2 separate regions of the Mus musculus genome follow, and region 1 is linked to region 2. A link is a loop called in an ENCODE intact Hi-C map of the cell type or tissue named here. Cell type or tissue: heart. All regions are shown on one strand. Links, peaks and the distances in the headings refer to the core of each region. The heading gives the core; the rest is flanking DNA. Region 1 has its middle 310 kb from the start of Sphkap. Region 2 overlaps Col4a4 (collagen, type IV, alpha 4).

Region 1 (10,486 bases), core at 1,151-9,150, 1.2 Mb after region 2:
CCAGCACTGAGATAACACACACACTGCCATTCACGGCTTTTAAAATGGGTTTGGGGGCCTGGACACAGATGCTCATGCTTTTGTGGCAAGTACTTTACAACATTGTTTTTTAAGTAGATTACCCATCCTGGTAGACTAACATATTTTTATCTGTTAGATATCACATCCTGTTAAGGAATGGAGAATTCTTACATGGCTACATGTATGTGCAGGATGTTAATACAGCTGTGTCTTTGCCTCATACAGTCCTGCTAGATTCTCCTCTTGTGTTATTTATGATGCTTGGAGTTGGGTGAGGCAAGGGGAGTACATGGGTGATAACTGAAATAGAAAGGGGAGGAGGCTCAAGAATGGCATTATTTTTGAAATTGGGATAAAAAATTACCCAACATTTTAGGCCCCCGAATAAAATAGACATGTAAAACCTGGACAGAGCTTATGTATTCTATCATGCATATACAAAATGCAGCTGTTTGAAATATGTTATATGGTCTAGTCACACCTGTGCCCTTACACTATCAGTCTCTAACAAAACCTTCTGATTTCATCTTTACTTCTACTCCCTGCATCTAGAGCTTTTATCTTGCTTGTGTTGGGTACAGTCCATTATTCAAGAGAATGACTATGTCCTTCTGCCTCCCTACATTTTTCTTCCTCATTCTCTTTCCTTCCTTTCCTTTCCTTTCCTTTCCTTTCCTTTCCTTTCCTTTCCTTTCCTTTCCTTTCCTCTCCTCTCCTCCCCTCTCCTCTCCTCTCCTCTCCTCCCCTCCCCTCCCCTCCCCTCCCCTCCCCTCCCCTCCCCTCTCCTCTCCTCTCCTCTCCCTCCCTCCCTCCCTCCCTCCCTCCCTCCCTCCCTCCCTCTCTCCCTCCCTCCCTCCCTCCCTATTTCTTCCTTACTGTTCTTACTTTATTATTTTTCTCCATATCCAGATTTTGTTGTCTGAAGATTTTTACTCTCAATCAACTACAGTCCAAAAGATACAAAATGGAAAATTCCAGAAAAATTCTGACCTCAGTATACTGTTATGATCATTCTGTTTTATTACTATTTGTTGGCAATTTTAAATTAGGCTGTAGCATAGATACCTCTGCCTAAGGAAATAGTCACAGTATATATGGAATTCAGTCTGTTCATTCGGCATATAATGGGGGATTATACAGTACCTCTTTTTATACTTGCATGCCTATGATAAAGTTTGATACATCTTTTGTAAATAGAGTGGTTAATAACAATAAATAATGATAAAACTAAACAATTATAACAATCTCTTTTAATAAATGTTGTATTGATGTGATCCCTCAAAATATTTGTTTTGTTATTTCCTATTTTTAAGATTTATTTATTTTATTCACCACACTTGAGTGTTTTAACTACATATGTGTCTGGATAACATACATGCAGTACGTAGCCGGGACCAGAAGACATTATCAGACTCCCTAGAACCCGTGTTACATATGCTCACAAGGTGTCATGTGGCTACTGAGAACTGAACTAGGGTCCTTTCCAGAGTTCAGGTGCGTTTAACTGCTGGTCCATTTACATCTTCTTGTTCAGTCCTTTCTTGTTACAATATTAGATAACAAAATGCTTGTATGAAGAAAGGAGATTATTGACACAGCCACTGAGTGTTGTCAGACTGCCCTTTAAGAGCTACTTGAATCCAAGTATTGAAACAGCCACATCCATAACAAAGATGGCTACTAAATAGTGGTTATAAAGGTCACTTACACAGAGCTAGAGGCTAATTAAAGAGGTGATTTGTATCCAGGCACGGAGAGAGAGGGACCACAAACTATGCATCATACTTCTCAGAACAGTGTGGAATTGAAATTTAGGAATTAAAAGAAAACAATAAAAATTTAAAATGGTGCTGTACCTCTGGAATTTTGGAGAAATAAATAGTTCTCCATCAAGTTGACCACGGTGGTGGCTAGGTGAAATCTCAGAAAGCAAACCCAGAGAAAGGAAGGTCGGCTGCTGTGCACTTCTCAATCAGATAACTTTGTAGAGCCCTCTGCACACCCGGTGTTTTTGTTGAAATACCCAAGTGCTCCCTTCAAGTTCTGGAAGGGGTCATCTGATAAGCTTTACCAAAGGAAGGACACAGGAAAAGCTTTATTTACCTTCACATTTTTCCTCCTGAAGTTGCTGTTAAAAATGCACAGTGTGAATATTGCCAGTAGCCTCTGACCAAAATAACTGATTATTCTAAGATAATTCTTTTCAGCATTTCCTGCAAAAAAACATCTCTGGTGGGGGAGGAGGGCGGCAGTCTGGCTATTTTTCCTGTCAAGATTTATAAGAAGTTGAATTAATTAACATTTGAAACACATTTTCCCTCTCAGAGAGAACTTTAATAAGCATTGTTTTAAGGAGGACACAATGTTGTTAACCTTTTTTTTTTTTTTTTTTTTTTTTTTTTTGCAAAGCTCTGGACTCAAGTTTTTTAACTGAAATGTTTTGGTTTTGGTTTTGGTGTTTTTCTTGTTGTTCTTTTTGAAGGTCTCAGATGCAAGGACAGGAGACAAAGAAGAGAAACTTAGGTTTTTAGAGAACTTTATAGATTTTCCTGCTGTGCACCTGAGGCCCACTAGCTTAGCACCAGGCAGTCTCTTTAATGATAAATAAAGATAGCCCTTGATCCCAGCTTTCTGTTTGACCTACTTCCATCTGTGGCTGATTTTTAATTGGATGGGATTTTGTTGTTGTAGGAACTAAGAAAACCAGAGTGCTCTGTGCACTGGGTCTTGCTGCAAGCGATGACACGCATGGGCTTCAGACATGTGCATTTAAGTGAACTCTCTCCTCTGCTTCTCCCTTCTCTCTCAGTATAAGTTTTAGATTTGTGGTTTCATTGTTTGTTGGACTGAGAGTGAACGTGCCACAGTGCACATGCATATGTTTGGCTCTTTCCTTCTACCTTATGGACCCCAGAGGTCAAACTCAGGCCACCAGACTTGGCTGCAAGTCTCCTTTACCCATTGAGCCAACCCATTGGAGGCCTTCCTCTTACATCCCTCTCTCTGCCTCAGGCCCACGAAGTCCTAAGTTCTGGGTATATCTCCACTTGCTTCATTGCAAATCATCATATCAGCTTATAACCCACAGAAGCCTCCAGGCATCTAAGTACCTAGGGCTCAGAAGTTGAAGCTGATGTTGTCTGCCACCTGGAAACCAAAAACCCAATGTGGCTTTCTGAAATATTTGGATAAGATGGGCCAGTCAGCAGAACTCTGTGCCTGTAGCCAGAAATTTAAGTACAATAGCCTTATCTGTTCTCATTTTAGCTCTCAAATAATTGACAAAAAGATCTATTAAGTTTATTAACACGTCTTAAGCACTATGACTGGGCAGATATTCACCTGTTCTAACTCTCTACGCTATCTACTTCCCAGCCAAAGGTCCAGTGCTACTTGCAGTTTGTGTCTTGCCCTGGCTTGCTCTGTACATGCGTGTCCTCTTGGTGAATCCCTTAACAACCTACCTGCTCATCATGACTCCAAAGGGACCTTCTGCCTCATGGTCCCTTCTCTTCCTCTCTGGTCTCTCTGTGACCCTGCCCACTAGGATCTGAAGTACTGAATACCCTTCCCAGTCCATCGGCTGATGAGCTCTTAACTAACCAATCAGAGATCACTGATGAGTGTTCTTTACACAACATAGATATAGGAGATGGATCAAAACCCAGGACCATGCAACTGTAAACTGATCTCTGGACATAGAAATCAGCAATGGAATACACAGTGCAGAAAACCATCCCCGAATATGTGCTCTCAAAAACTTTCACAAGGTGGCAGAACATCTTAAAGGGACTGAGAGGTAAAAGCTAATTGGCTATCTCCCACCCAGCGTGACCAATCAAAAAAAAAAAAAAAAAGTCATTCTCCCTCTCCTGATCAAAGACCAAAAGGGATTGAATTGAAGAAACTGACATTCTCCTCCACCCTCACCCTTTCTGGGAACAGAGATTCCTTGCTTAAAAGAAACAGGAGAATCAGAGGTGAGCATTTCCTCTCAGTGGAATCACTGCTCAAATGATTTAGTTTTAAATTTGCTTTCATGGACACTGAAATGTAAATCGATTCCAAAGATAAAAGCATAAATAAAATAAGAATCACTGGAATGTGCAACAGATAAAGATCTCCATGCAAGCCACATGGCTTTCAAACAAAAACAAATGTTGAAGCCAGACAGGGTCCCAGTACTGAGAGGGGGAAGTGGACACAGGGTCCCACCCCCAACCAAGAAGTTACAGCAATGGATACCTGCTGGTGGAGGAAAAAAAAAATCACTTTTCTCCGGTGGAATCCCACTGGGTTTATCTGTGTTACAGCTCTAAGGGTTAAAGCTTCCCCAGAGGAAGTGTTACATCTCTGAGGAAGGAGGTTTTCCCAATGCAGGTGGTACAGTTCTGAAGGCAAAGATATCCTGGTAGTCGATTGGGAGCCAGGAAATACCAGAGTCGTACTGTACAAGCAACCTCACACATGAGACTTGATGGAAGGGGGAAAACTCAGAAGGGTGACTGCCTCTGCTTGGGTGAGAACAGAAGACAGGATTTATATAGGGTTTCTTGGAAGTGAAGATTATTGGGATTTCAAGCTCTGAGCTTGGACTTTTTACTCTGGAGGGTGGAGCTTGGCTGCCTGTCTCTGGAGGGAGGGGACCTGGCCTCTGAAGCCTTTAGAATGTCTTATACATGGAGTCTCCTGGTTGGAGGTACTCAGGGGTGGGTCTTGCACACTCTCATCTCAAGGGGCTTGCAATATCAACCATACTTCGAATGTCCAGGAGTATTGGTCATGACAAAGGAATGTAAGTTGGTAAAGTTTAAGAATGCCTGTTTGGGGTGAGGGACATAGATGGGAGGCTTTGGAGGAGGAAAGGGAAGAAACAAATGTTGTAATTAAATTATAAATGTGAAGATAAACAATAGAACATATACCCCAATTAGGAACACAGTTAAGACTAAAATCACTCCTCCCCAAATCTCTGCTGTAGGTCATGCTGGTTTACCACTAATAGTATATGCTAAGTCTGTGATGATTATTTGGCTACCATGTTTGATATTGGATAGCATATCCTGGGAACTTACATTTGAAAGTTGACATACAATGAGGAATGTAGAATGCTTTAGAATCTCGTATAAGTGTTTTGAAGACTGGAATGTAGCTGGGGATATAGCTTAGTTGGTAGATTGTTTGGCTACCATATATGAAGCCCATGCATGGTTTGATCCCATCACTGCATAAAGATGGTGTGGTGGTGCTCACCATGTAACCTCAGTACTGGGGAGATAGTGTCAAGAGGATAAGAAATTCAAGCTCACCTTCAGCTACGTAGAGTTAGGTAGGGTTAGGACTGGGTTAGGGTTAGGTTCAAGGCCAACCTGAGCTGGACACGCTGTCTCAAGAAATAAAAAATAAATAAAAACTGAACTATTATGAATAACAACCAAGCTTTTCATAAAAATGAACATTAAATATATTCCACACTTTTTCATGTAAAATACAGAAGAGGTAGCTGAGACAGGGGGAAATGTGTTATATGTGCATTTCTGATTATTGCCTCATGAAATTAAAGTACTACATAGAAGAAGTAGAAGAAGAAGGAGGAGGAGGAGGAGGAGGAGGAGGGACAGGAGGGAGAGGGGGGAGAGGAGAAGGGGAGAGAGAGAGAGAGAGAGAGAGAGAGAGAGAGAGAGAGAGAGAGAGAGAGAGAGAGAGAGAAAGTCAAAATTTCCTATGACTGCAGATGCCTTTAGAAACTATATGGTCCTAGCGCCATCTGGAGGATCAGTGAGAATATGTTCAGAAGCCAATGGCAGAAATGAGCAGATAAACAGTCTCCCAACATTTGCACTATATGACTCTCCTGGCCTCCAAACAGTTCCCAAATAAGGGCTCCAATGATACCAACAGTCCAAAACTTCAACTTCTTCACTTCAAAAACAGGTTTAAACCTGAACCAAGAATGTCAAACAGGATCTGTTGTATATATATTTTTTAAACAAAACAAAATTCAGAATGCAATTTTTGTTTCTTGTCTGAGAGGAAAGAATTGTACAGGGCTTGGTAGGAGTACTAACATTCTGCAGCCCTTTTCAAGAAACATATAACTATAAAATGCCAATACTCCTCAGATTTTAATGTGTGTGCCAGAATTAAGATTCTTTTTTAAAATGTAGGTGCTAACTCAATGGTTCCAGGGTCAAATGTCAAGAGTCAGCAGTTCTGAAAAGTTTTCCCTTGCTGCTTGTCCTAGGAGAGATTAAACCAAAGTTTTAGTGCTTTAATCCACAATACATGGACTGGTAGACTCCCTCATGATCTTGTTTGAAAGAGAATCAAATCAACTACTGTGAAGCAGCAAACAATGAGATACTCATCAGGGCCTCTGGTCTGCAGGAAAATGCCTTCAAGGTTTAAGATCAGTGACATATTATCCTCAATCCTTTGAAAAAAGAAGTTATCTTTCAGGCTTAACATGTCCTTGTAAATGAATGTAGTTCATAATTCTGTACATATGTTGCTGGCTTGGTTTTCTAGAATGTGCTAAGAGTTTGGAGTCCCTGCTCATGAAACATACTGCTCTTTGAGTGAATATAAATGTTTCTTTCGAGTGCTTTGAATTGGCCTGACATGTACAAACACTGGTTTCTGAATGTTTGGTAGAATCCACAGGCAAAGGAATTGGAACCTCAACTATGATATTTTTCTTGGATGTTTATATCTAAGTTTCTATAATTGCTGTTCATTTTATTTGGATTATGTATATTTCCTTTGCTCAGTTTCGATACTTGGGTACTTTTTTGAAACTTGCCCATTTTCTTTAAGGCATCTATTACTGACTTACACCATTTCCTTAACTAGCCATGCAAAACTTAAGGATGGGTACCTTCTACAATATACATTGTTAGGTGATTGTGTTGGGTGGGCAAGTGTCACAACCTAAGTCTATGTTAGTATATTCAGTGGAACCACACCTGGGCTACCTGTAATTTATCCAGATTTGCTTTGCCATATTGCTCTTATCATATTTGTTCTGACAAAGAATTTTTTCCCACTATTAGCCTATGTAGAGTTTCCCAAATTCTTGGTCAACTTTCCATCAGCAATCACAGATTCACCACAGGCGTTCACATCATATAATGAATACAATTCTTCACTCATTTGAATACCTAGAGCCAGTAATGTATTCGACCCTGTGATGGTGTCCAGTATTTTCTCTTGGCCTTGGAGCATATTTCCAGGGGCAATATGTTATTAGTGTTCATTAACAGCCAGACTGTACAGTTCTAATTCATATTCCAAGGAAGGGCAACATGGAGAAAAACACTAGAAACAGGTCTTCATCATCATTTGCTAGTATAAAATGTTATTGAATTTGGTAGCATATTATGTCTAGTTAGAATATTCTTCCCCAATGCTACACAACTACATGGTAACTCCATTTAAACACCTTTAAATATATCTACATATTTTATGAAACTTCTACAGTTGTAAATTTCCACATAGCTTTTGCAAATGGCTTTTTGTGTTGTTATCCCTCCCTATTTCTCCTCCTCTGCCCTATCCTCCCATCCCCCACCCTATTTAATCCTCCTGTAATTGGTATTCCTGGATGTCAACTTGACTATATCTGGAATGAACTACAATCCAGAATTGGAAGGCACACCTGTGATCCAGACCTTGAGGCTGGAAGACACAAGTTTCTGACCTGGATCTTGATATGGAGATCTTGAGGCATAGTGGCCATGAAAATCTTAAGCCCAGGCAAGGTAGTGAACTCCTTTAATTCTAGGAGACCAAGGCAAGGAGATCTCTGAGTTCAAGGTCAGCCTGGTACAAAGCAAGTACCAGATCCAAGCATGGTGCCACATACCTTTAATCTGGGCCACACCTTCTGCTTGAGACATACATAAGGATATTGGAAGACAGAAGATTCATTCTTCTTTGACTGCTTGCACTTTCTTGCCAGCACATGTTGGAATCTACTTCTACAGAAAACCAGCTGAAACAACTAGCTTCATGGGACTGAACAACTACTAGATTCTTGGACTTCCCATTCACAGCTGCTCATTGTTGGGTTAGTTGGACTACAGACTGTAAGTCATCATAATAAATCCCCTCAATATAGAGAGACATTCCATATGTTCTGTGACTGCAGAAAACCCTGACTATTACACCTTCTAGGAATTCATGTTGGACAGAAGAGGGAGTGGGAAGACTGTAAAAACTAGAGGTGGTAGCTGGCCTTAATGAAGTATAGTTTTCTAGACACAACAGAGCTGATGTGTATACATGAACTCACAGAGACTGTGAGAGCATTCCCAAAACCTGCATAAGCTCAAGTCAAACAATATCCCAGAATGGGCCTGAATTTCTACCCCTAGACAAGAAGCTATTGACCATTAAACAGACAGATAGAGATACAGAGAGAGAGAGAGAGAGAGAGAGAGAGAGAGAGAGAGAGAGAGAGAGAGAGAGGGAGATGGAGACAAAGAGAGAGAGGGAAACAGAGAGATACAGAGACAGAGACAGAGACAGAGACAGAGACAGAGAGAATAAAGTTGGGTAGGAGTAGGCAGTAGGAGAAAGACCTGGAAAGAGTTGAGGGAGGGGAATGAAACATTATCTGAAATTCTCAAAGAAACATTATTAAAGAAAAAAGTTATGAAATTCTTTGGGGATCATATCATCTGGATATCAATAGCTCATTAATATTTCTCAGAAGTCTGGTAGTTTATGATATTACTGTATAGTCTGAAGGTCTTTGAAAAATATCAAATTCTGTCACAGAAAGTGACTCTGAAATGTTTGACCTGGATAGATCTTGGAGTCAGGGTTGCTAATTAGGACAGATGCTTCAATTAGAAAAGCAATTTCAGGACATTCTGTTTAGGGATCACTCCTGTGCGGTTCTGACCTCACTGGACCATATGCTACATGAAGGAGAGAAAGCTGCTGTTTGCATTGCATGTATCTGCAAAGCCAAATCCTAGGATGGTTTCAGAAGGATGATGGGAATTACAAGAGAGAAATTGGGCCAGAAGGCACATGTGTTTGTCTTCACTTGGTTCTTATATCTAATCATGCAACTTTCTACATTGACACTTCCATAGAACACCTTGTTGAAGCATACTTACTGTGCACATGTATGTGTGTAGACAGTGGCAAAGAACAAATCAGGAAAAGGTGCCACAGAACTACTTAAGAGAAGTAGTTTCTTGCATGGGAATTGGTATATTGGGGCCTTCATGTAGGAAAAGGAATCTTTTTCAGGATCTTAACTTTCAACCCTCAGGATAGACTAACTGAAATATATACGGCATGAGAATACCAAGATTTCAAAAACTACTTAATTCCCTAAGCCGAGACTTTTTGCAAAGTAGCTTGAAAAGCAATTATCTAATGTTTTGCTTTCCTTTTGAGGATGAAAAAACTGGAATGCAGAAAAGGCATGATTACAGAGACTAGAACAACAGTTTTCTAGACACCCCTGAGTCTACCATCTTAAAACCATGCATTTTTACTTAGACTAAATAGTTGCACATATGTTATCATCTTATAGATTATCTCAAGTTTTGAGATAAGGACCATGTAACTTAGGAACTTCTTTTTAAAGAATCCATTGCATCTTTAAGAGCAATCATTTTAGTAATGAGAGATTATAAGATGAAACATTAAGAATCTTGTTTATATAGCTAATGAGTGGAGTTTTGGACCAGGCCATCGTTTTCATATGGAAAAGCTTAAGATTTACATAGGCATCCTCTAGATGGACATCATCCTTTCCTCAGCTTTCTCATTTCCATTAGCAGATGAACCAACACAGGATGACACATGCACGCAACTAACAAAAGATAAAGTTTTGATTACTTTATAATCATGAGGCTCTTCAAGGATCAGAAGTTATTTTAAGTTATTTGAAATGATAATCTGTAAAAGTGTCATTATTGCAACTCACCCAAATGCATTTTATGAAGGATATTTTATACCCATATCAACTATTCTGCAGCTAGATTAATTTACTAACCTACTTCCTGCAATAAAAAAAAATTCTAAGAAAAAAATCTTTTCACACTTAGGTAGAAGATATCAATCAGAGAAAAGGGTTACAACAATATTTTCTTTTCTGCCCATTGTAAGATGAACATGGGATCATGGGCAGAGGTATAGGTTGTTTCCAGTTTCTGGGTGTATGCAGAAATGACAGCTGTGTTCATTTAACTGAATCAAAGATGGACTTAAATGGATACAAGAAATCCTAAACACTTTAAAGCTTGACTCTCTATAAAACATGTTAGCCTTACATCTCTGTGTAGTTAAGATTCCATTTACCTTTCTACATTAAAGTAATGTAAACGTGACACTCAAAGTAGGTAGGAAATAAGAACAGAATAAATAGAAAAACTAAGTCAGAAAAGAATAGAGATTAATAAGAAAAGTAACTGAAATGGTCAGAAGAAACCCTTTTTTGCTT
Region 2 (10,486 bases), core at 1,774-9,773:
GGAAGCAAATTCACCCAAGAGGAGTAGACGGCAGGAAATAATCAAACTCAGGGGTGAAATCAACCAAGTGGAAACAAGAAGAACTATTCAAAGAATTAACCAAACGAGGAGTTGGTTCTTTGAGAAAATCAACAAGATAGATAAACCCTTAGCTAGACTCACTAAAGGGCACAGGGACAAAATCCTAATTAACAAAATCAGAAATGAAAAGGGAGACATAACAACAGATCCTGAAGAAATCCAAAACACCATCAGATCCTTCTACAAAAGGCTATACTCAACAAAACTGGAAAACCTGGACGAAATGGACAAATTTCTGGACAGATACCAGGTACCAAAGTTGAATCAGGATCAAGTTGACCATCTAAACAGTCCCATATCACCTAAAGAAATAGAAGCAGTTATTAATAGTCTCCCAACCAAAAAAAGCCCAGGACCAGATGGGTTTAGTGCAGAGTTCTATCAGACCTTCAAAGAAGATCTAATTCCAATTCTGCACAAACTATTTCACAAAATAGAAGTAGAAGGTACTCTACCCAACTCATTTTATGAAGCCACTATTACTCTGATACCTAAACCACAGAAAGATCCAACAAAAATAGAGAACTTCAGACCAATTTCTCTTATGAATATCGATGCAAAAATCCTCAATAAAATTCTCGCTAACCGAATCCAAGAACACATTAAAGCAATCATCCATCCTGACCAAGTAGGTTTTATTCCAGGGATGCAGGGATGGTTTAATATACGAAAATCCATCAATGTAATCCATTATATAAACAAACTCAAAGACAAAAACCACATGATCATCTCGTTAGATGCAGAAAAAGCATTTGACAAGATCCAACACCCATTCATGATAAAAGTTTTGGAAAGATCAGGAATTCAAGGCCCATACCTAAACATGATAAAAGCAATCTACAGCAAACCAGTAGCCAACATCAAAGTAAATGGAGAGAAGCTGGAAGCAATCCCACTAAAATCAGGGACTAGACAAGGCTGCCCACTTTCTCCCTACCTTTTCAACATAGTACTTGAAGTATTAGCCAGAGCAATTCGACAACAAAAGGAGATCAAGGGGATACAAATTGGAAAAGAGGAAGTCAAAATATCACTTTTTGCAGATGATATGATAGTATATATAAGTGACCCTAAAAATTCTACCAGAGAACTCCTAAACATGATAAACAGCTTCGGTGAAGTAGCTGGATATAAAATAAACTCAAACAAGTCAATGGCCTTTCTCTATACAAAGAATAAACAGGCTGAGAAAGAAATTAGGGAAACAACACCCTTCTCAATAGTCACAAATAATATAAAATATCTTGGCGTGACTCTAACTAAGGAGGTGAAAGATCTGTATGATAAAAACTTCAAATCTCTGAAGAAAGAAATTAAAGAAGATCTCAGAAGATGGAAAGATCTCCCATGCTCATGGATTGGCAGGATCAACATTGTAAAAATGGCTATCTTGCCAAAAGCAATCTACAGATTCAATGCAATCCCCATCAAAATTCCAACTCAATTCTTCAACGAATTGGAAGGAGCAATTTGCAAATTTGTCTGGAATAACAAAAAACCTAGGATAGCAAAAAGTCTTCTCAAGGATAAAAGAACTTCTGGCGGAATCACCATGCCAGACCTAAAGCTTTACTACAGAGCAATTGTGATAAAAACTGCATGGTACTGGTATAGAGACAGACAAGTAGACCAATGGAATAGAATTGAAGATCCAGAAATGAACCCACACACCTATGGTCACTTGATCTTCGACAAGGGAGCTAAAACCATCCAGTGGAAGAAAGACAGCATTTTCAACAATTGGTGCTGGCACAACTGGTTGTTATCGTGTAGAAGAATGCGAATCGATCCATACTTATCTCCTTGTACTAAGGTCAAATCTAAGTGGATCAAGGAACTTCACATAAAACCAGAGACACTGAAACTTATAGAGGAGAAAGTGGGGAAAAGCCTTGAAGATATGGGCACAGGGGAAAAATTCCTGAACAGAACAGCAATGGCTTGTGCTGTAAGATCGAGAATCGACAAATGGGACCTAATGAAACTCCAAAGTTTCTGCAAGGCAAAAGACACCGTCAATAAGACAAAAAGACCACCAACAGATTGGAAAGGATCTTTACCTATCCTAAATCAGATAGGGGACTAATATCCAACATATATAAAGAACTCAAGAAGGTGGACTTCAGAAAATCAAATAACCCCATTAAAAAATGGGGCTCAGAACTGAACAAAGAATTCTCACCTGAGGAATACCGAATGGCAGAGAAGCACTTGAAAAAATGTTCAACATCCTTAATCATCAGGGAAATGCAAATCAAAACAACCCTGAGATTCCACCTCACACCAGTCAGAATGGCTAAGATCAAAAATTCAGGTGACAGCAGATGCTGGCGAGGATGTGGAGAAAGAGGAACACTCCTCCATTGTTGGTGGGAGTGCAGGCTTGTACAACCACTCTGGAAATCAGTCTGGCGGTTCCTCAGAAAACTGGACATAGTACTACCGGAGGATCCAGCAATACCTCTCCTGGGCATATATCCAGAAGATGCCCCAACAGGTAAGAAGGACACATGCTCCACTATGTTCATAGCAGCCTTATTTATAATAGCCAGAAGCTGGAAAGAACCTAGATGCCCCTCAACAGAGGAATGGATACAGAAAATGTGGTACATCTACACAATGGAGTACTACTCAGCTATTAAAAAGAATGAATTTATGAAATTCCTAGCCAAATGGATGGACCTGGAGGGCATCATCCTGAGTGAGGTAACACATTCACAAAGAAACTCACACAATATGTATTCACTGATAAGTGGATATTAGCCCCAAACCTAGGATACCCAAGATATAAGATATAATTTGCTAAACACATGAAACTCAAGGAGAATGAAGACTGAAGTGTGGACACTATGCCCCTCCTTAGATTTGGGAACAAAACACCCATGGAAGGAGTTACAGAGACGGAGTTTGGAGCTGAGATGAAAGGATGGACCATGTAGAGACTGCCATAGCCAGGGATCCACCCCATAATCAGCATCCAAACGCTGACACCATTGCATACACTAGCAAGATTTTATTGAAAGGACGCAGATGTAGCTGTCTCTTGTGAGACTATGCCGGGGCCCAGCAAACACAGAAGTGGATGCTCACAGTCAGCTAATGGATGGATCATAGGGCTCCCAATGGAGGTGCTAGAGAAAGTAGCCAAGGAGCTAAAGGGATCTGCAACCCTATAGGTGGAACAACATTATGAGCTAACCAGTACCCCGGAGCTCTTGACTCTAGCTGCATATATATCAAAAGATGGCCTAGTCGGCCATCACTGGAAAGAGAGGCCCATTGGACTTGCAAACTTTATATGCCCCAGTACAGGGGAATACCAGGGCCAAAAAGGGGGAGTGGGTGGGCAGGGGAGTGGGGGTGGGTGGATATGGGGGACTTTTGGTATAGCATTGGAAATGTAAATGAGTTAAATACCTAATAAAAAATGGAAAAAAAAAAAGAAAATGTAAACGAGGAAAATACCTAATAAAAAATTAAAAAAAATAAAACAATCCATCTAAAAAAAGAGAGAGAGAGAGAGACTGTCAACCAAGGCCAGAACAAAGAGCCTTGGTAAGTTAGGACAGTGTGTGTGTGTGTGTGTGTGTCCAATTTTCTACTATGACCTTTTTGTGGTTTTTCTTGGCAAAACATCTAGTTAATGTAAAAACAAAACAAAACACAAATGAAGTAACAAAGAAAACGTTTTCAGTACCCGTTGGGTTGTGAGACCATGGCATTAGCTATCAAACTATCACAGGAAGGAGAAAAGGCTTAAACAAACTTAATCTTGGCGATATATCAACCACCCTCCATCCCTACCTCATGGAACATAGCCAGTAACACTGAAAGTTGTGCAACTTTGTCCCCACACTGAGAGATGAGAAAATTGCCTCAAGATCATGACTTACTCAAGCCCACATCCTTGCTGCCTTGAATCCTTACCTGGATGGTCAGCCTCTCTCCAAACCCCTCTGCCTCCCACTACTCTACTGGCATAGTGTAGGGCCTCACTGACTCCTATGTTGTCTGCAGTGAGATTTCTGGCTTTTCTCTCCCTCCTCCTCATTTACTTCATCATCATCAGCAGCAGCAGCAGCAGCAGCAGTTTTTGGACACAGAGTCTCACTCTGCAGCCTAGGCTGGCTCTAACTGTATGCACATTTGCCGTACTTCTAGCTCAGAGCCATTCACTGCCAAGCCCCAAGACAGTCACATCATTTGTTGCACAGGTTATCCAAGTGTCAGTCTCCCTCACTCCCTTGACCTCAGTTTTCTCCCCAACAGATCTGTTAGCTCCCTCCAGCCTGCCCTTCCCTTGGGTCATATGCCTTACCTCTGATGGCATATTGTGCCCCCACCCGGACCCCAACCCACCAGTCCCCTATGATCCATGTATTCATGTGCCATTCTCATTTGTATGCCAGAAATGACAATAGTCTTTCTTCATCTGTCACTCAAACCCTACCATCCTCCCATCAAAAATGTGTTGATGGCAGTGGCATCAGCTATTGGATGGAACACAGGGCCCCCAATGGAGGAGCTAGAGAAAGTATCCAAGGAGCTGAAGGGATCTGCAACCCTATAGGAGGAACCACAATATGAACTAACCAGTACTCCCAGATCTCATGTCTCTAGCTGCATATGTAGCAGAAGATGGCCTAGTCGGCCATCATTGGGAAGAGAGGCCCCTTGGTCTTGCAAATTTTATATGCTTCAGTACAGGGGAACACCAGGGCCAAGAAGTGGGAGTGGGTGGGTAGGAGAGTCGGGGGGAGGGTATAGGAAACTTTTGGGACAGCATTTGAAATGTAAAATAAGAAAATACCTGATAAAAATTAGAATAGTAAAAAAAAAAATAATAACCAAGCCACATGTTCTAGGCTCTTCCTCTGCTCTAAGCTCAATACGGTGTTCTGCTTTCTTCTCATGGGCTCTTTACAAAAATAGGAAGTAGAAAGCCACCTTTGCATGCTTCTTCATTCTCCGAGGAGGACTTAGCCTCAGAAAGATGAAGCAATGTGCTTGAGGCAACACAGACAGGACCTGGGGATGTAGAAGTCTGAACTCAGACCTTCCCATCTCAAGGTGTCTGCTTCATTTTCCATTCCAGACCTCACCAACCCCATTTCCCTCAAACCATCATTCTTACCTGAAAATAACAGCCAAAGCAATTCACTACCTTCATTTCATTGATGTTTTGTGCTTATTACTTAAAATCTGGTTAAGATAATACCCTTTAGAATGTCTTTGAGACTAAAGATTCATTCCCAGTTACCTTGGTCACTGTCTCACAATATACAAATTTTTAGTGTGTTCCCATGCTTCATAAATACTTCTGAAAATAAAATGTACAAATGAATGTTGTGTCCAAGACACCTCCCCCTTTGCTGCGTCTATTTATTCTAATGTTATCATTCCTTTTAAATTCCCTCTTCTTTTTAATGCTGAGATGTAATTCAGAGAAGACGCCACTAGGTGGCACTGCAATATCACAAACACCCTCACCCTGGGCCCGGTGGGAAGCTGGAGTCCCCTGGGTACAGAGAACCTTCAGAACCCCCCCCCCCCAACCCCCATCCCCATATTGTTGAGGGAGGGAGGAGTCTGGACATCAGGAAGTGTTTTAAAACCAAAGAATGAAGAGGCAGTGAACAGTCCAAGGATCTTGGAGTGCAGTAGTAAAGAATGTTTTCTTGCACCCTAAGATAACCTTGCCGGCTAACAACAAGCGTGCGGATGCACTTATCAGTCTGCCTTGGAAGCACTAGGGATTTTAGCTATGCTCTCAAGAAGCAGTATGCCTGTACAAGGAGAAAACCCTGCACAGAGAACCAAAGGGAAAAGCTTAGCCGTTTGGAAAACAAGGTCACCTCTTCGACCAGTCCCTAATGAATGGTTCTCCCATGTGTGTTGGGAACAGCCTGACGTGATCCATGTGCTGTGGAGACCTAGGACACCAGGTAGGGCTCTGTGCATGCTGCTCCTGTGATTTCCCCCTTCTTCCCTGGCCTTCTGCCTCACCCTAGCCTCTGTGTTTTTCTCCCTGCTGTGTCTTAGCTCCTCTTACGCCTGTGGGAGTGACCCTGGAGCTCTGGAGGAATGCCTTGACCCCTTCTTATCTGCTCTTGATGGCGGAGACTGTATTTCCATGGAGCCCACTGTAACCACAGTTAAACAGTTCCCTTAGCCCCTCCCCAGCCAAGACCACTCCTTCTCAACACCTCCTACATATGCAGGGGACTTCACGCTATACAAGTCCAAAGCTAGACCCATGTTATTCCCTCAAATGTGGTTCTTGAAATACTTGCTGTCAATCTACACTATGTACACCTTCATTTGGGGGATAGCATCACCCTGAGCACTCGCCCAACAGCTCCCATGAGCCTCCCTCTGCAGTCGAGCTAGCCATAGGAATTTCTGAGCCTACCCACCCACCTCCGTGACCACTCCTTGTTAAGACTCTGTGACTTCCCACCTGGCTAGTGTAGTAGCCTGTTAGCAGGCTTTCCTAATAACACGCTATCTTCCCTGACTATTGTATCCACTGACCCTATCCCCACTGTACTTATAAGATGGTTGGAGATGAGATGCTATTAGGATGGTATCCTGGGTTCAGCTATCATAGGTTGCCCAAGGGCAGTTCTCCCATGTCTGCCGCCGTATGTCAGGATGAGATTTGACACCACAGAGAATAAGCAATGTGAAGGAAGCTGGGATAATGCATCTAGAACCAGGGGAAGAACGATGGAGGTTGGAGCAGATTTTCCAGCTGCATCCTGGCAGGGCCAACCCCTTGCCTTTGAACAGCTGGTCTCAAGTGTTTGTGGAAGCATGCACTTCTGTTGCCACAAGCCACCAAGCATGTGCTAATTTGTCACAGAAGCTGTTGGTGTTAATGTGACTCTTCCTCTATGCTGGGGCTGGCTGCCCTCCAACTCCAGCAGGTCCAAATTCAAGAGCATATCCAATGTGTCTGCCACCCATGTGCTTCTATGCGAGGCCAGGCCAGGGCACCAACTTACCCACCAGGGAGACACAAGGGTCTTTGCTGTATCCTCTTTCCCATAAGACACCCTCAAGCACCCAGAAACAGTGGCTGAAGGGTGATTCTCATTGATTTCTTCTTATCCCATGGTCTTGCCCTTTGCCTGACAAGTATTTGATAGTTATTTGTCCAACAAATGGGAAGGGATTGCTATTCATTGTAGTTAAGACAGCACGACAAAGTGACCGAAATTTTTGAACTCCATGTAGGGAGACCTGAAGCCCTACTAGAAATCACTGCACCAAAGGAGACGATGGATGTAAACAGAAACGTGGAACCCACCGTCAAACACACTACACCTGAGTCCTGGAAGAAGTCCTGTTATATTAGAACATGTACACTTGGTATGATGGGAAACACATGACAGACTGTAGAGTGCTAGAGGCAACTATTCTGTTTCCTTCATCCATATACACAAATGCTAGATGCCAAGGAGATTTGGTGGCATACGAAATTGATGCTAGTTACCTTCAGCGATTCTTCAGATAGATGCCATCTACATTGAAGCAGCCACACTGTAGGTAGACCAGAGAGCTCTGCTAACCACAGACTCCCAAAACCCTTCTCAGAGATACTCAACCCCAAGACACAGCAAATTCCAACCTGGAAATGTGTCCCTTTTGTTTCTGCATGTGTTTTGGTGTTCAAAAACCATGTTACCATTTCTAAAATAAACACTTGAGCAACCTAAGCCTACATTGTAGCCTGCAGCCTGGCAGCCTGGAATCCACCTGAAAACACATGACAGTGCAGCACCAGTTTCAAAAAGATTCTGAATGCCCCTGCTTTTGCAGGACAAAGGCGTGAGATCCATGAATGAACCTCATGTTTATTGATGAGAATGGTCCCAGCCATCTGACCTCAGGTTACCTGATACCCTAAAAGCACATGCATCCATCGTATATATCACTGATCAGAGAATTTTCTAGTAATAAGCCATTGAGTCCTTAGAGGAACAGGATGTAACAGGACAAGAAAGCAGCTCCAAAGCCAAGGAACAGATGACAGACTGGCTTTATCCACCTTCAGCTGCTGGTGGGTGGTGTTTCGATGAAAGAGAACATTATTGACTACTGAGAATTTGGAGACATAAAAGTACGACATGGAACCATTTGCCAGGCTGAAGCTAGTGTCCTAAATGCAGCTGTGTGATGATAAGGAGTGAGAGTTAGAACTGTGCGTGCAAGTAAGTTAAGGGCATGAGAAAGAGAAATACTAAGAATAATTAAAATTACCCAAGTAAAATCTCCTTTTTAATCACAGGAGGCAGGCTGATAAATGTATAAGGGGTGGGTGAGCAAGAGCACAAGACTGGACTTGACTGAGCATAATTCAGTGATTTACAATCCCAAAGGAAAGAGAGGCTCACTAATATTGGACCTGGGTTTTAAACCAAAAACTTGAAGACAGGATGAGTTTAAAGCTGTTTGCCTCCTGTGCAGAAAACCAAGTCACAAAGATATGGTGGTTTCATGGCTGTTTCATTGTTTCAGATGATAAAATGTATTCCCATATGTTTAAATAAGCTACAGAAAGAAGATTAAATTAGTAATATTATCCCTCTATGGACTAGACAGAGGCATGGGACAGGGGAGGCTCCCAGGAGTGTATGGGGACCCTAGCTGAGACTTCTTCCTCTTCATGTAGCCAGGTGGGACTCCCAGTGGAGGGAGTGGGACATCAACCCACCCATAAAACCTCCAACCCAAAATTTGTCCTGCCTAAAAGGTATGCAAGGATAAAGATGGAGTAGAGATTGAGGAAAGGCCAACTAATGACTGGTGCAACTTGAGAACCATCCCATAGGAGAGAGCCAACCCCTAACACTATTAATGATATTCCGCTTGCAGACAGGAGCATAGCATAACTGTCTCCTGAAGGGCTTTATCTAGCAGCTGATGGAAACAGATGCAGAGACCTACAGCCAAATATCAGATGGAGCTTAGAGAGTCTTGTGGAAGAATGGGGGACAGGTTTGAGGGAACAGGAGGAGTCATGGGCACTACAAGAAAGTCTACAGAGTCAACTAAGCCGGGCCTATGGGGGCTCACAGAGATTGAACCACCAACCAAAAAGCATGCAGGGGCTAGACCTCAGACTCCTACATATTTGTAGCAGATGTACAGCTCGGTCTTCATGTGGGCTCTCTAATAGCAGGAATCGGGCTCTGTGACTCTGTTCCCTACCATTGGATCCCATAGCCCAAGCTGGACAGCCTGGTTGGACCTCAGTAGGAGAGGATACAGTCAGTCCTGCTGCAACTTGGTGCCCCAAGGTAGGATGGTACCCAAGTGGGAGCTTCCCCTTCTCTAAGGATAAGGGGGAGGAGTAATGGGGGAGGGTTTGTGAGGGTGGAACTGGGAGCAAAGGAGGTGGGACTGGGATAGGGATATAAAATGAATAAAATAAATTAATGAAAAGAATTCTCTGACCCCCCAGTCAGTAACCAAAACTCACAAAAGGTCCAATTTGGTTCATAAGAACATGACTTCTTCATCTTACACACAGACCCACTTACTACATGGAGTTGCTTCCCTGGAGACTGACAGAGACTAAGGAAAATTCCTGCTCAATGCTATCTCATTCATCTCCTCACAGAGAGATTAACAGCAAGTGTAGAGAGGAGATGGAGAAGAATCATAGATCATGTAGTGGAGCAACTCAGTAGCTATATAGTCACACCTCACATCCTGGAGCCAAGGGACACCCACACCCTGGGGAATGGGCTTAATCCTCTAGACAAACCTTTCTCTCCTAGGCTGAGCTTGAGTCTGCAAGCCAGCCATCAAGGGGACACTCCCATCTCCTGCCCCGACCCCAACACCACTGACCTGGAAAGTTCCTAGAGCCACAGTGGTCAGAGTTGACTTGCTCTGATGATGCACATCTCTGGCCACACTTGAAGGTCACAGGGATTTGAGCTATGAGAGCTTACTCACTTCCTAGCAGTGCCAGTGTGATATAGGAAGTCTGGGGCAGAGGAGAGACTGCTAACTGTGTTTCTCTCTCTTGGAAACAGTCTCCTTATGGATCCACAGTGGCTACAAAAAAAAGGCTTCTGCATCCTCTCTAGGCTAGATTCTGGATTTTAATCTGTTGGTTGATGCATGCAGACTACCTACTCACTCAACTCAGTACGATAAAGTACACCTATTTCAAAGGGGAAACCAATGGGCAACAACTCATTCCTCTAAGGCATGGACTGTGAATCAAGGGGCCGTTTACATGACCCGTCACAAGTATATGCTTATCTGATGAGGGAATTTAGGCACAGCCTTACTCAAACTGATGGAAAGATGATGCTGAATCACTGAGAGTACACGTCCCCGCTTTCACCTCATGTAGCTCCAGACTCACAGCTATTAACAAGAAGCT

Evidence for each region. Hi-C counts contacts between places; a loop is a spot of excess contacts. Peaks named below come from ENCODE experiments on the same cell type or tissue, not always from the same donor. Only the 100,000 strongest peaks of a DNase experiment are listed, where the experiment ranks them.
Region 1: a loop joins it to region 2, with 23 times the contacts of the local background. A loop is called at or near these places in 2 of 42 quality-filtered maps.

What each region holds. Positions count from the first base shown.
Region 1 is chr1:83,711,439-83,721,924 of GRCm38, forward strand. No RefSeq gene overlaps it. Among named protein-coding and RNA genes, the nearest start is that of Sphkap, 310 kb to the left of the region's middle. In heart, for the core only: a CTCF peak has its summit at 5,808 (motif pointing left); no DNase peak of the experiment used is centred there.
Region 2 is chr1:82,548,995-82,559,480 of GRCm38, forward strand. All of the region lies in intron 4 of Col4a4 (collagen, type IV, alpha 4), which reads right to left. Among named protein-coding and RNA genes, the nearest start is that of Col4a4, 33 kb to the right of the region's middle. In heart, for the core only: a CTCF peak has its summit at 5,547 (motif pointing right); no DNase peak of the experiment used is centred there; H3K4me3 peaks cover 622 bases; H3K27me3 peaks cover 525 bases.